Regions from separate parts of the Homo sapiens genome. Here regions 1, 2 and 3 are each linked to region 4. A link is a contact called in ENCODE Hi-C or POLR2A ChIA-PET data. All regions are on one chromosome and are shown on one strand. The core of a region is the stretch at or near the end of the contact, and the rest is flanking DNA. Distances in the headings are between cores, read along the strand shown.

The links. Hi-C counts contacts between places; a loop is a spot of excess contacts on that map. ChIA-PET counts read pairs that join two places held with the same protein, here RNA polymerase II (POLR2A). Pooled maps may share reads with other maps.
Region 1: a pooled map shows a loop between it and region 4 (4-fold over the local background). The contact joins the promoter of PIAS2 here to the enhancer-like site in region 4. A Hi-C loop is called at or near these places in 5 of 50 pooled maps. POLR2A ChIA-PET finds 5 or more read pairs at or near these places in 3 of 52 experiments (CD4-positive, alpha-beta T cell, activated CD4-positive, alpha-beta memory T cell and activated naive CD4-positive, alpha-beta T cell).
Region 2: a loop to region 4 is called in a pooled map, with 5 times the contacts of the local background. The contact joins two enhancer-like sites. A Hi-C loop is called at or near these places in 6 of 50 pooled maps. POLR2A ChIA-PET finds 5 or more read pairs at or near these places in 2 of 52 experiments (T-cell and activated T-cell).
Region 3: a pooled map shows a loop between it and region 4 (2.2-fold over the local background). The contact joins two enhancer-like sites. A Hi-C loop is called at or near these places in 1 of 50 pooled maps. POLR2A ChIA-PET finds 5 or more read pairs at or near these places in 2 of 52 experiments (H1 and WTC11).

The regions. Positions count from the first base shown.
Region 1 is chr18:46,916,100-46,919,268 of GRCh38, forward strand. PIAS2 (protein inhibitor of activated STAT 2) reads right to left here and starts at 1,408. Exons shown (of 14, transcript NM_004671.5): 1 at 1,223-1,408. The coding sequence starts at 1,246. It overlaps KATNAL2 (katanin catalytic subunit A1 like 2), which reads left to right and starts at 1,503. Exons shown (of 18, transcript NM_001387690.1): 1 at 1,503-1,827. RefSeq lists silencers at 778-857, 928-1,667 and enhancers at 804-1,557, 3,065-3,169.
Region 2 is chr18:46,210,458-46,213,447 of GRCh38, forward strand. The region is part of intron 1 of ARK2N (arkadia (RNF111) N-terminal like PKA signaling regulator 2N); the gene reads left to right. Among named protein-coding and RNA genes, the nearest start is that of ARK2N, 38 kb to the left of the region's middle. Within about 2 kb of position 1,559, at least 3 of the 41 ENCODE cell types and tissues checked have a DNase peak (open chromatin) inside an H3K27ac peak, as active enhancers do.
Region 3 is chr18:46,342,411-46,345,316 of GRCh38, forward strand. The region is part of intron 1 of ARK2C (arkadia (RNF111) C-terminal like ring finger ubiquitin ligase 2C); the gene reads left to right. Among named protein-coding and RNA genes, the nearest start is that of ARK2C, 9.8 kb to the left of the region's middle. RefSeq lists an enhancer at 1,497-1,676. Within about 2 kb of position 1,586, at least 7 of the 41 ENCODE cell types and tissues checked have a DNase peak (open chromatin) inside an H3K27ac peak, as active enhancers do.
Region 4 is chr18:46,622,050-46,624,951 of GRCh38, forward strand. All of the region lies in intron 4 of LOXHD1 (lipoxygenase homology PLAT domains 1), which reads right to left. Among named protein-coding and RNA genes, the nearest start is that of LOXHD1, 34 kb to the right of the region's middle. Within about 2 kb of position 1,611, at least 2 of the 41 ENCODE cell types and tissues checked have a DNase peak (open chromatin) inside an H3K27ac peak, as active enhancers do.

The DNA.
Region 1 (3,169 bases), core at 158-2,657, 290 kb after region 4:
ACTGGGAACTTAATAATTATTTTTGAAACAGCAGGAGGGAATATGGCAGGCACTGTGCAAACTCCAACAATCTCCGTTTAGAGCAGAGGATACGTTCTTTTGCTCACGTCCACTAAGCAGGTAACCAGCCAACATCCTTCCCCCATCCCATCTCTTGCGGAAAACAATAAATATACAAAACTGAACCTTTTACCGGATTCCTCTTCCTTATTTGAAAAAGAAATCCTAATATCATAAGTGTTACACAAACGAGTTGCAGTAAATGTAATTTCAAGTTTACACTCATCTCTACCTTGATACATTTAAAAAAAAAAAAAATCAGGGTTTCTGTCCGTAAACATCTCATTTATGTCGCCAGTAATTCAGCGATACACACAAATCCATCTCATTCGTCACACTTAGTTAGGACTTTAAAGGTTATCAGTCTGGGGGGAAAAAGTCTCTTCTGTTCTACCCCCATCACAGCCCTATTCCAGACCTCTGCTATACAAGGGTATCAACAATAAAGTTATGATCTTGTTTTAAGACTGAGAAGAAAAAAATATTTTTCCTCAAGAGTAAAAGGGGTGCACAAACCTCACAACATAGACTTTGCAGATTTCTTACTAAAACACTAAGAAAATATCGAGGTTTAAGGCCGATTATTGAAGGCAGGGATCCCCAAACATTAGGTTCCTCGAAGATGTTAGGAGGCAAGGGTGGGAGAAGGGGCCTTTTCTCGTGACAGACCTGACTAAACGGTAGCATCAGCCATAAGAAGAGGAGAGATTCCTAAACGCAACTTCAGCTTTCAGAAAACAGTCCTCCACCAAGTGAGTAGCATGCAGACTTGTGAATAGCCACAGACACGTACACCCCGGTGAAGGTGCAAGATCAAACGTTGCTTCCCACATCGGCCCTCACTGCGAACCGGGATGTCGGGTCCCCATGTGCCCCTCCTGGAGGGCGCCCCGACCCCCCGCGCCAGGTGTGCGGACCACTGGCAGCACTCAGGAGCCGGCTCGCCGCGGCCCAGGCCCGCCGCCCCCGCGCCGCCCGCGTGCCCTCCGCCGGCCCGCTCCCCTCCCCCGCGCCCTCGGCGCCCGTTCGTCCGCGGGCCGGGGCTCAGGGCTCCGCCAACCGGCCCCAGAGGCACGAGCAGGCGGCGGCCGGCGACGTTGCGGTTTCCCCACCTCCTCTCCCATCCCCTCCCCCGCGGCCTCCGCTCTCCACTCCCGCTTACCCTCAACTCTTCGAAATCCGCCATTTTATACCACCCGCGGGCGCCGCCGCCGCTGCCGCCGCACCCACTCCCGCTGCCGCCAACGACGCTGCCGCCACCACGGCCGCCGCCGCCTCCAGCACCATCCTGCACTGGGCGCCGCTTAAGACGCCGCGGCCGCCGCCGCTACAGCCGGGCCCGTCACGTGAACGGCGCGGGAGCTCCGCCTCCGACGCGCCGAAGCCCCGCCCCTAGCGGTGCCCCCTGCCCACCCGCGCGACCGCCTTCCGCCCGCGCCTTCAGTCCGCGCGGCGACAGCGCCCGCCCGCGCCTGCCCCGGCGTGCTGCCCCGCGGCTTGGCCCCGCTCGGCCCCAGGTCGTGCCTTCCCTCCCCGGCGGAGGCCCCTGCGGACTGCCTAGAGCTGGGTCGCAACTGAGGCGTTATCCGCGGGCCTGGCCTCGGGAAGTGGCGGGGAGGAAGAAGAGGCGGCCGGGACGCGTGACAGGAGCATTCGGGAAGATTCTTACGGTGCCCTTCACGCGGTGCCTATGGACGGAGAAAGCCGCCGCAAATAAAACCATCCCCCAGAGTAGTTGTGGCGGAATAATCTAAATATGGGTGTTGGGTAAGCTATTGTTCCCATCTAATGGTGAGGTTGTGTGACACCTCTTTGAATTGCTAATGTCCTGCAAGTACCAACCTTGCCGAGTTTTTCTGACCTTGAAGGGCACCTGAAGGTCACGGACTGCAGAGTTGGGAGAGTTAGGCGGTGGGGTTGGGGGCGGGGAGAAGTGAAATAAGAGCGCTCAGAAGGGCCATGCTAAAAAGTCGGGGAAATCTGATAGCTAGGAAGGAGTCAAACGCCAAGGCAGAGTAAGTAGATAGAAGGAAGCTTGATGGCCCCCCCGTAATGTGCTGATATAGGATGAAGGAAGATGCTGAGTCAAGATGGCCAGAAAAATCGCTGGACGGTGTCCAGGGTTCAATTTCCTTGAAGAATTGGGTGGAACCCACACACGAGAGGTCTTTAAAACAATGTAACTTTTAAGGCCCTGTTTAATCAGCCTCCTACCTACCGCCTCTTCCCACTACCCCTCGTTTCATCCGCACTGCACTTCCAGGTCTTCCTTCCACTCCCCTGCCCCCGCACCCCGCAAGTTTTGTTTTTTTGAGACGGAGTTTTGCTCTTGTTGCCCAGGCTGGAGTGCAATGGCACGATCTCGGCTCACCGCAATGTCTGCCTCCCGGGTTCAAGCGATTCTCCTACCTCCGCCTCCCGAGTAGCTGCGATTGTATTTTTGGTAGAAACGAGGTTTCTCCAAGTTGGTCAGGCTGGTCTCCAACTCCGGACCTCAGGTGATCCGCCCGCCTCGGCCTCCCAAAGTACTGAGATTACAGGCGTGAGCCACTGCACCCGGCCTCCCCTCAAGTTTTAAGGCTTCTAAATGTTGATCCTTGAACCAAGAATAATTTCCCACTCTCTTCTTTGTTCCTAACTCCTGTTCATCCTTCAGGTTTCACTTTAAGTGTCACTTCCTCAGGAAGACCATCCCTCACCCACATCCCACATTTTAATTCAAATTCCCCTGTTATGACCTCTCCTAGGACCCTGAACTTTTTCTTCCTGAGATGTCTCCATGGTAATTATGTAGGTATTTGTGTAATTGTTTATTTGATATATATGTGTGTGCGTGTATATATATATATGTGTGTGTGTGTGTGTGTGTGTGTTGTGTATATATACACAACACACACACATATTGTTTTGGCCAGGTGCAGTGGCTCATGCCTGTAATCCCAGCACTTTAGGAAGCCGAGGCAGGTGGATCACTTGAGGTCGGGAGTTGCAGACCAGCCAGGCCAACATGGTGAAACCCTGTCTCTACTAAAAATACAAAAATTAGGCCAGGAGCTGTGGCCCACGCTCTAAATTCCAGCACTTTGGGAGGCAGAGGCGGGCGGATCAC
Region 2 (2,990 bases), core at 309-2,808, 410 kb before region 4:
GATCTGGATTTGAATATGATGTGATTGTGGTACCTTTCCAAAATCTAAATACAGATGTCAACTGGGTATTTGGGTGGACTGGTATAGAGCTCAGAGATCTGAGTTGGAGAAATAAAATTACTAGTCTAGGGATGGTATTGGAAAATGTGGGTTTAGAAGAGCTCACTTTGGGCCAGGTATTGTGGCTCACACCTGTAATCCTAGCACTTTGGGAGGCCGAGGTGGGTCGATCACTTGAACTCAGGAGTGTGTAACCAGCCTGGGCAACATGGTGATACCCCGTCTCTACAAAAAATACAAAAATTAGCCAGGCATGGTGGCTTGCACCTGTAGTCTCAGCTACTTGAGGGGGCTGAGGCGGGAGGATCACTTGAGCCAAGGAGGCAGAGGTTACAGTGAGCCAGGATGGCGCCCCTGCATTCCAGCCTGGGCGACAGAGTGAGACCCTGTCTTAAAAAAAAAAAAAAAAGAACTCACGTTGGTGGATGGGAAAAGGACCTAGACCTAGGATTAAATCCTGAGATTTGGTAGAGGAAGTTAAGCCTACAAAGTAGATTGGGAAGGACTAACCAGAAGAATAGAGAAACCTTGAAGCCAAAGAAAGGCATTAATTGGTTTAAAGAGCAGAGAGAGTCGTCAGGCATAAAATGTTGCTTAAATATTAAGTAAAATTAGGGCCAAAATATGTTGGATTTAGAGATAGTGAGGTCATTAATGACCCTGGTAATAAATGTTCCACTGGTTTTTTTTACTTTTGTTTTTATTTTTTGAGACAGGGTCTTGCTCTGTTATGCAGCCTGGAACGTACTGTTGCAAACACGGCTCATGACAGCCCTGACCCCCTGGGCTCAAGGCATTCTCCTTGCTGAGCCTCCCCAGTAGCTGGAACCACAGCATGTGCCACCATGCTCAGCTAAATTTTAAATTTTTTGTAGAGATGGGGTCTTGCCATGTTGCCTAGGCTTGTTCCACTGGTTTGATAGAAGGAGATGTCAGGTTGCATTGGGTTGCAGAAGGGAGTGTGAGAGTTAAGGAAATAGAAGTTTATACAACTCTCACAATAAGATTGACTGTGAAAGACGAGCATGATACCTGGAGAGGGAGATGTGAGATTGAAGGTGATAGGTCAAAGGAGGATTTCAAAAATGAATGAATGGTCCAGTTGGGTGTGGCAGGTGGACGAGAGCCAAGGAATAATCAATAATGTAAGATATTAGGGAAATGAGAGGGAGATGAGCTCTAGTACTCATGTAGAGGAGGTTGCGTTTAGATTGGAGGGAAGAACAGCATGGGGGAAAGTGCTGTTCTAATAGGAAAAATGTTGTGTATTTATTACTTCACTGAATATAAATTTACTGTCAACATTAACCCAGAGGGTTGATAGCCTTTTATGCCATTTATGTGATGCAATTCCTATTTGACAATTATATCATTTTATACTGCTAGCTACTTGACTGTTCCTACCAGAAAAACCTATTTTTTTCCCCTTGACCAAAAACAATATATGCAGTAAATAATCTGGTTGTATGGAAAGATTAATCTTTATGTATGACATCATTTCCCCCTGTGGTTAGGGCACTTCGTTTTTATTCCACTGAAGGGAGTTTAGTCAGAGCTTATATTTTCACTTTCTGTGACTTTTTTCTCCTGTATTTAATTAATTATAGCAAAATTCCACTATAGGAAGAAAGCATAGTAGAATTTATTGACTAAGCTTGACCCAAAGAGTAGTCTAGTGTTATGGCCCCAGAAAAGCACAACTTCTTTTTCTTCAGAAGACTTTTATGTCAGAGTGGATTTTTGAATAGATAATGTTTGTATACATCACAAATTCAAGAGATACAAAACTGCATACCACACTGTCTTCTCCTGTTCCCTTATTCACCTGCTTTCCTTCTCAACTGGTATTACTATTTTCTTAAGTATCTTTCCAGAGTCTATGCATCTACAGATAAACTCATGTAAATATAGTTTTGTTATTTATTTACATAAATGCTATAATGTATCTTTTTTCATTAAAATTGCGTGAGAACTGTTTCTTACCTCTCTATATAAAGTGCTTTCTCATTTTTTTAATGGCCACATTGTATGAACATACCATGATGAGCTAACTTTTGTCCTGTTTGTGGTCAATACTAGTCTTTTGTGATTGATTTGAGCATATTTAAGTGGTTTTGACTGCAATACCGGTTACTAATTTAGGTAGTATAAATTAAATCTCAGTTAACACTCAAATTTAAGGAACTTGAAAGATAATCATTAAATTGAATGATGTGCCATATTGTCATTTTTTTTTAACAGGGAAAAACAATCTAGATTTACCTGTTTTATCCACACAACTTATTTCTTGAAGAAACAAGCGTTGTATGGTCATTTTAACAAATTTACTTTTTAGTCTGATGCTGTATTATGTACTTTGAAAATATCCAGTGCTGCCTTCTTTCACAAATTGAGACTTTTGATGCTTGTCCTATATAGCTGACATTAATTCCATCTGAGTATATTTTCTCAGATATTTTAGCTTTAAGAAGAATTTTTTTTTTTTTTTTTTTTTTTTTTTTGGAGACTAAGTCTCACTCTGTCGCCCAGGCTGGAGTGCAGTGGCGGGACCTCGGCTCACTGCAAGCTCCACCTCCCGGGTTCAAGTGATTCTCCTGCTTCAGCCTCCTAAGTAGCTGAGATTACAGGTGCCTGCCACCACGCCTGGCTAATTTTTGTATTTTTAGTAGAGATGGGCTTTGACCATCTCGGCCAGGCTGGTCTTGAACTCCTGATCTCGTGATCCACCTGCCTCGGCCTCCCAAAGTGCTGGGAATACAAACGTGAGCCACCGTGCCCAGCCTTAAGAAGAATCATTATTCCAGAATATACAATTTGAATCTCCATAATAGAATTAACTCTCATTTTTATTCAGTTAGAAAATCTTTGTCCCCCCCACTGCTAAATTTGACTGGCTTAAAAAAAAGAACTTGGGTTTATTCCTCATACCT
Region 3 (2,906 bases), core at 336-2,835, 280 kb before region 4:
AATGGCCTGCCAAGCTTCGAGGGGGTCTAGACCCCCAACCCTGAGCCTTGCACATCCCAAAAGGGGACTTTGAGAGACAGGGAGGGTGCATGGTGGACCAGAAACTCTCCAGAGTGGGAAATGAACAGGGCATTGGAACCCAGGGTGGAGAGTCCTTTCACCCTCAGATGCCGTCTCAGAGCAGGCCTGGCTGGCTTGCTGGAGGAACTCCAGGGAGGTGGAGTCTGTACCCTGATTTCCACAGAAATAATAGGTGTCCCCTTCCTGAGGCCTTGAGCCCCAAGATGAGGGCACGTTTTGCATTTTTTCTTAGAAATTCTTGAAGCCTTAACAAATTGTATCTATGTTGTTTCATGGAGATGATAGAATCACATTCTGGAAAGTTTAGAAAATAAATCAAAGGAAAAAAAACCTCATAGGAGTCCATCCCTCTGTGATCATGTGAGTGAAATGCAGTCATATTTTTGTTCATCTATTTGTTGTTTTTTGGGGGGGAGTGGAGCTGTAAACACAATATATGTATACTTTTTACATTCTCTATTTCCTATTTTACATTAATGTCACAGACATTTTCACATTCTGCTATGCTGTTTTCACAAGCACTGCTTTTAATGGCTACATAATATTCCACTTGAATAGTGGCTCAACAGCCAAGTTTGCTGGCTTCGCATGCACTCAAAATGCCATAGGTTCTAGGCCGCTTGGTGCTGCTCTAACCCACCTCCCTTGGACTGCTGTCCAGCCATGTGGGGAGGAGGTAGTGAGTGGATCAGGTGTGACAACTCTCACTCCTCTCTGCCCACCAGCAGCCCCTTCCATCGAGAGGCCCAAATAAGTGGAGTGGAGGCAGATAAGAGAAGGCTGGGGAAAGGAATATGACTTGAATAAACTATTCTGAGACCTAGATTCTGGTCCACAAACTTCCACTGTGATCTTGAACAGGTTAGTTTCCTTCCATCAATTCTCAGTTTTCCCATCAGTCAAATGGGCACATCTTATGGCTTGTGCCTTACTGGACTCGTCACATGAAGTAATGCATAGGAAACAAGTCGAGAAGCCAGCCAAAGGCGACAGTGAAGATCATCACTGACATTCTTCATAGTGGTGGCACTCAGACAGGCCATGTGGGACAGTGGAAATAGTCCTGGCTTCATGGCCTCTCTGCCAGTAACTACCCGTGTGAGGTCTTGGCCAAGCCTGAGTACTCCGCGACTTCACTGCCTATCTGCCAAGGGAGAGAATTGACTGGATTGCCCCTGCCTGCTCTAAAGCACTGTGCTTTCCTCGTGATGAGAAGAGCTTCTATTCCTATCACCTTTTTGCTTTTTCATTGGGAAGATAGCCACATGACCTTTAGGACTCAGTAGGCACGTGAACTTCCACTGGCCAGGTCATACCATGCAGTAGGTGGGAAGGGAGCAGTAATTGCCCCTGCCTGGCTAGTAGCCCACCCAGGGCATGGGCTAAACCTGGAAGCACAGACACAGGGCTCCTTGACCCCGAGCTCAAGGCTGGCATAAGTCTGGTGCTGCTGCTCTTGTTGGGCCACTGAGCGGGACATTCCCCCGGATGCTGCTGCTTCCTCCTGCTGTCCTTTCCTTGAAACATGCCTGGGTGTGCCGCTGTGTGCAGCTGAGCCCTCCAGGAAGTCCTCCCTGCCAGAGAAGGAGGGGGACAGTCACCCACGTTGGCCTCCCCTGACGACACTGTATCCCTTAGATCTAAGTGCTGGCCTCACTGCACCTAGGAAAGGAAGCGGCGGCTGCTGACTCAGCACCAGCCTGCAGGTGGAGAGGGGGTGGAGGAGCTCTCTGAGGCTGGGAGGAAGTGAGAATTCAGTGGACACCTGTCTCAAGGAAGGGCAGGAAGCGTTGGAACAGCTGCTGTGCCCCCTCTGAAGCTGAGTGGGAGGGAAGGGGTGGAGGCGCTCTCCATGTCTTCCCCCTTCTCCCCCCGCCCCCAGCTAGCTTGCTTAGCTCCAGCCTTCCTCCCCCATGCCACCCCCTCCTCAAAAGCTCAGGGGCCCCCTCCGGGCTGCCTGTGCCCGAGGACCACCCACCTCCTAGAACACCTGCTTCTACTCCTCAAATTCCCTCGAGCTAATGGGAGAATGTGCCCACTCCCACCCCCAGCGTGGAGACACTGGCCTTCCTTAAGCCGAAGGATGGCCCTTCCCCAGGGGACCTTGGCCTCCACAGGGGACCTCGGCATCCACAGTGGGCTCATTCCCTGGAGGGGCAGGCATGGACTCAGGGGAAGGGACCATACCTGCCCCCTCTGCCTGTGACGTTTGGGACTTCTGACCAGACCTGAAAAGTCAGATTCTGGGAAGGTGAGGGAGTGACAGTGGGGGACTTGGGCCCAAAGAACTGGTCCTCGCATGGCCCAGAGGTGTGTGTGTCCCCAACCTCTGTGCTGAGGAGAGAGACAGCGGAGGTAGCTGGGCCAGAGCCTTGGCTTGGTTCTGTCAGCACTCTCCAGAGTTCCTCATCTTGGACACCAGGGTGGTGGGCTGTGGCCCAGGCCTCCCCTCTGGTGGGCTCATGTCCCTCAGGACGGAGGGGGACATCAGACCTGTCTCCCTCCCTAAGGGCTGGGTCAGGAGGGAAGCTGAGCTTGGGAGGCAGCTCCTGCCTCGCTCCTTCTGGCCAAGCTGATGCTGAGGCTGCTTCGGGGCAGGGGTGCCTGGGATGCAGGGGTGCCTGCGATGCAGGGCTGCTGGCTGCCACCTGCCACGGAACCAGAGGGATAGGGCAGCAAGGGACAACTGGAAGGAAGTTTGCGCCCGCTGGAACCTGAAGAGTCCAGCCCTCTTCCTGCCAGGAGGAAAGGAACTAAAGGAGGGGGTGAGGGAAGAGAGGTCATCTGGGGTGAGGGGGCAGCAGCCAGCCCCCAGCTTGGTCTTC
Region 4 (2,902 bases), core at 361-2,860:
ACAGGTAGTTGCTAAATGATGCAAGAAGGGCTCAAAGCAAGGTCTCTGGTCTTTGAATCCAGGGCTTTTCCCAGGATACCCCAGGCCTCCCAGACCCTATGCCAGGGTGGGCAAACTTTTTCTGTAAAGCACCAGATAGGAAATATTTTAGGATTTGCAGGCCATTTGGTCTCTGTCACATCAACTGTTCAGCTCTGCTGTTGTGGCATGAAAGCAACAATAGACAATATTACATAAACAAATGGGTATGTGGCTATGCTACAGTAAGACTTTATTTATGGACATTGCCATGTGAATTTCATATAATTTTTATGTGTCCCAAAATATTACTTTTTAAAAAAATTCTTTTCAACTGTTTAAAAAACATAGAAACCATTCTTAGCTCGGGGTCCACACAAAAACAGGTGACAGGCTGGGATTGGGCCACCGGTGAGAGTTAGGATATGTCTTGAACTCTCAGGCACTGTTCTGCCTGTCTCTAGGCAGGGGGTGGTGGGTAGATCTGCTCTCTGTGGCCTGGAATGGGAGCAAAGCTGCCTGGACCAGGGTGGTCAGCTGCTGGCTGCAGGATAATGGCAGCATATCTGGACCATTAGCTAAGCATCTCAAGGCTCTGAAGATTGGGGAAGGAGTCCCCTTTCTCTGTTGCAGTAGAGCATGTCCTATGCCCATTGTGAATGAGCAGGGCCAACTTTCCCTGCCCCTACAATGCCATGTGGCTGGGCTGAGCCTGGCAGTCCACTGATAGAAGAGGCGGCGTGGTCTGGGGTTTCCTAAAGGCAGGGACAGAGGGCAGCACCGCTTCTGCAATCTTAGTCTTAAGCTTTTTGTTCATAGCCTGATTGAGAGTAAGGAGCAGAAATGGAAACAGGTGAAAGTCAAGTTGGAAGAGAGGCTAGCACTGAGTGCACCCCTGTTCCTGATCAAGCTTGGGAGAAACAGGGCTTAGCGATGGATTGTGGAAATCGTCACCCAAGCCAGCTCTAGAGCTGGCCTGTGATTTACCCATTTAGTGTATTATCTGTTGTTCAGTTGTCCCTAGAGTTGATTTCTCTCTGGCCTTTTAGCAGGGCTACCATTAGCCTATATGGAACCTTTGTGCAAATTAGGCAAAAAGAATCCCTTTCTCAAGACATTTTACTGCCATCTGTTGGATAACTGTCATAATAAACACACAAATCTACAAGCTCTCTGATGTGAATTGTGTCTCCTTACATAGTCGCATTTGTGCAGTGTGTGACCTGCACATCTGAGACCAGCAACCCTACCTTTCACATAGTCACCTCCTTCCACTAAAGGTCAGCATGTGCTCAGGGAGGTCAAATTAATTTAAGCATTGATCTGAAGAATATACAATGAGGGTTGTAGACCAGGGATTAAGCTAAACACATGGTACCTTTCAAAGCCAACCAGAATTGAGCTGGGATCCTGTGCAGGTGGGCTTAGCTGCAGCCTAAAGATAGAGTGCCCACTCAAGGCCACAACAGAGGGTTGTCTGTGCCCCCCTTGCCCTGCTCAGTGGATGCACATGCCCTGACATGCCCTGTTTTTCCTCTGCAGGCCCTGTGGCAGGGGCACAAGGCTGCTCCCTCTAAACAGGAAATCCGTCCCTTGCCGGCTGGCCGGAAGCTGCCTGTGTGGGCTTCCAGAAAAGGCAGACACTGGCAGGCCCGAACTGCCTGCCTGCGCCTGGTGCACCAGCCACCCCCACAGCCTCCCCTGCGCTCTGTCTGGAACAGTCAGCACACAGCAGTGACAGAACACATCTCCAGAGAGCCACCCCAGGCCATGCAGAGAGGCAGAGCCATGAGGGGGCCGGGCCCCCTAATTCGGTGCTGCATGCACAGCGGAGCTGGTGAGGCTGCTTGCCACATTCCCGACTACAGAAGTCAAGCATATGCCCCGTAACTAAGCCCCCATCTCATCAAGACCCAGTGCGATCTGAACCTCAGGGAAGCTCACGTGGTCCAGGCTTTCTTAGGAAGCAGAGAATCATGAATGAACTGGTGGAGTTTCTTTTCCTTGCCTTTCGCCCATCCCCAGATCCTGTTTAAATAGAATGTGGCTTTAGCTATTTTAGCAGGTGAGGGTGAGGAGGGGGTTGGAAGGAGAATGATTGGGCCTGATTTTACCCCACCCGCAAGTGAATCTGCAATGGCTCACACCCTGACACCCCTCACTTCCGCTCACTGAGAGCCAAGACGCTAGAAGTGAGATATCACAGGCGCTGCGTAGGAGGAGATGAAAACGGCAAGGGAGAGAGATTCAGCGGGGGCTGCCCTGGGGGTGGGAGATGAGGGGGAATGTTCTCTCCCAGCCAGGGAAGGCCCCCTCACTACTCAAGCCCACACAGATGTGGGGAGGGGTTGGTCCGCAGAACCCAAGGATGGGCAGGGGGGACAATGCCATGTGCCGGTGCCGGAAGCTGGCTCATGGCCACCGACCAATGGATTCCCTCCCAGTCATGTAGACTCCAGTTCTTTCCCCCATGCTACCCCCAAAAGGTTTCCTCTTCCTTCGTCAGGCCTGGACACCCATTGCCTCTCAGCCAGGCTCTCGTCTACTGTCTCTTCCTCATTCTCCAGACTCTTCCACCTCCAGTACATCCAACCCACCCTCCCATCATCACTTTGTACCAGCTCTTCCATGGCCTCTGCGAGATGCTCTCTGCTCCTGGGACCACACACAAGGCACTGGGACGATGGATGACAGGCTTTCTTCCTTTGCTTTCCTCCTGTAACTTCCTTCTTTTCTCCCTTCTCCCTTTCTTCTTCTGTCTTTTCTCCCTCTCACTGTCTTACAAATAGAACTGGAACTTTTCTCCCTAGAATACCCTCCACCTTGCTCTCCTTGCAGACACACTTCTTATTAAAATCATAAGTGCCTCTGATCCTCCGAGAAA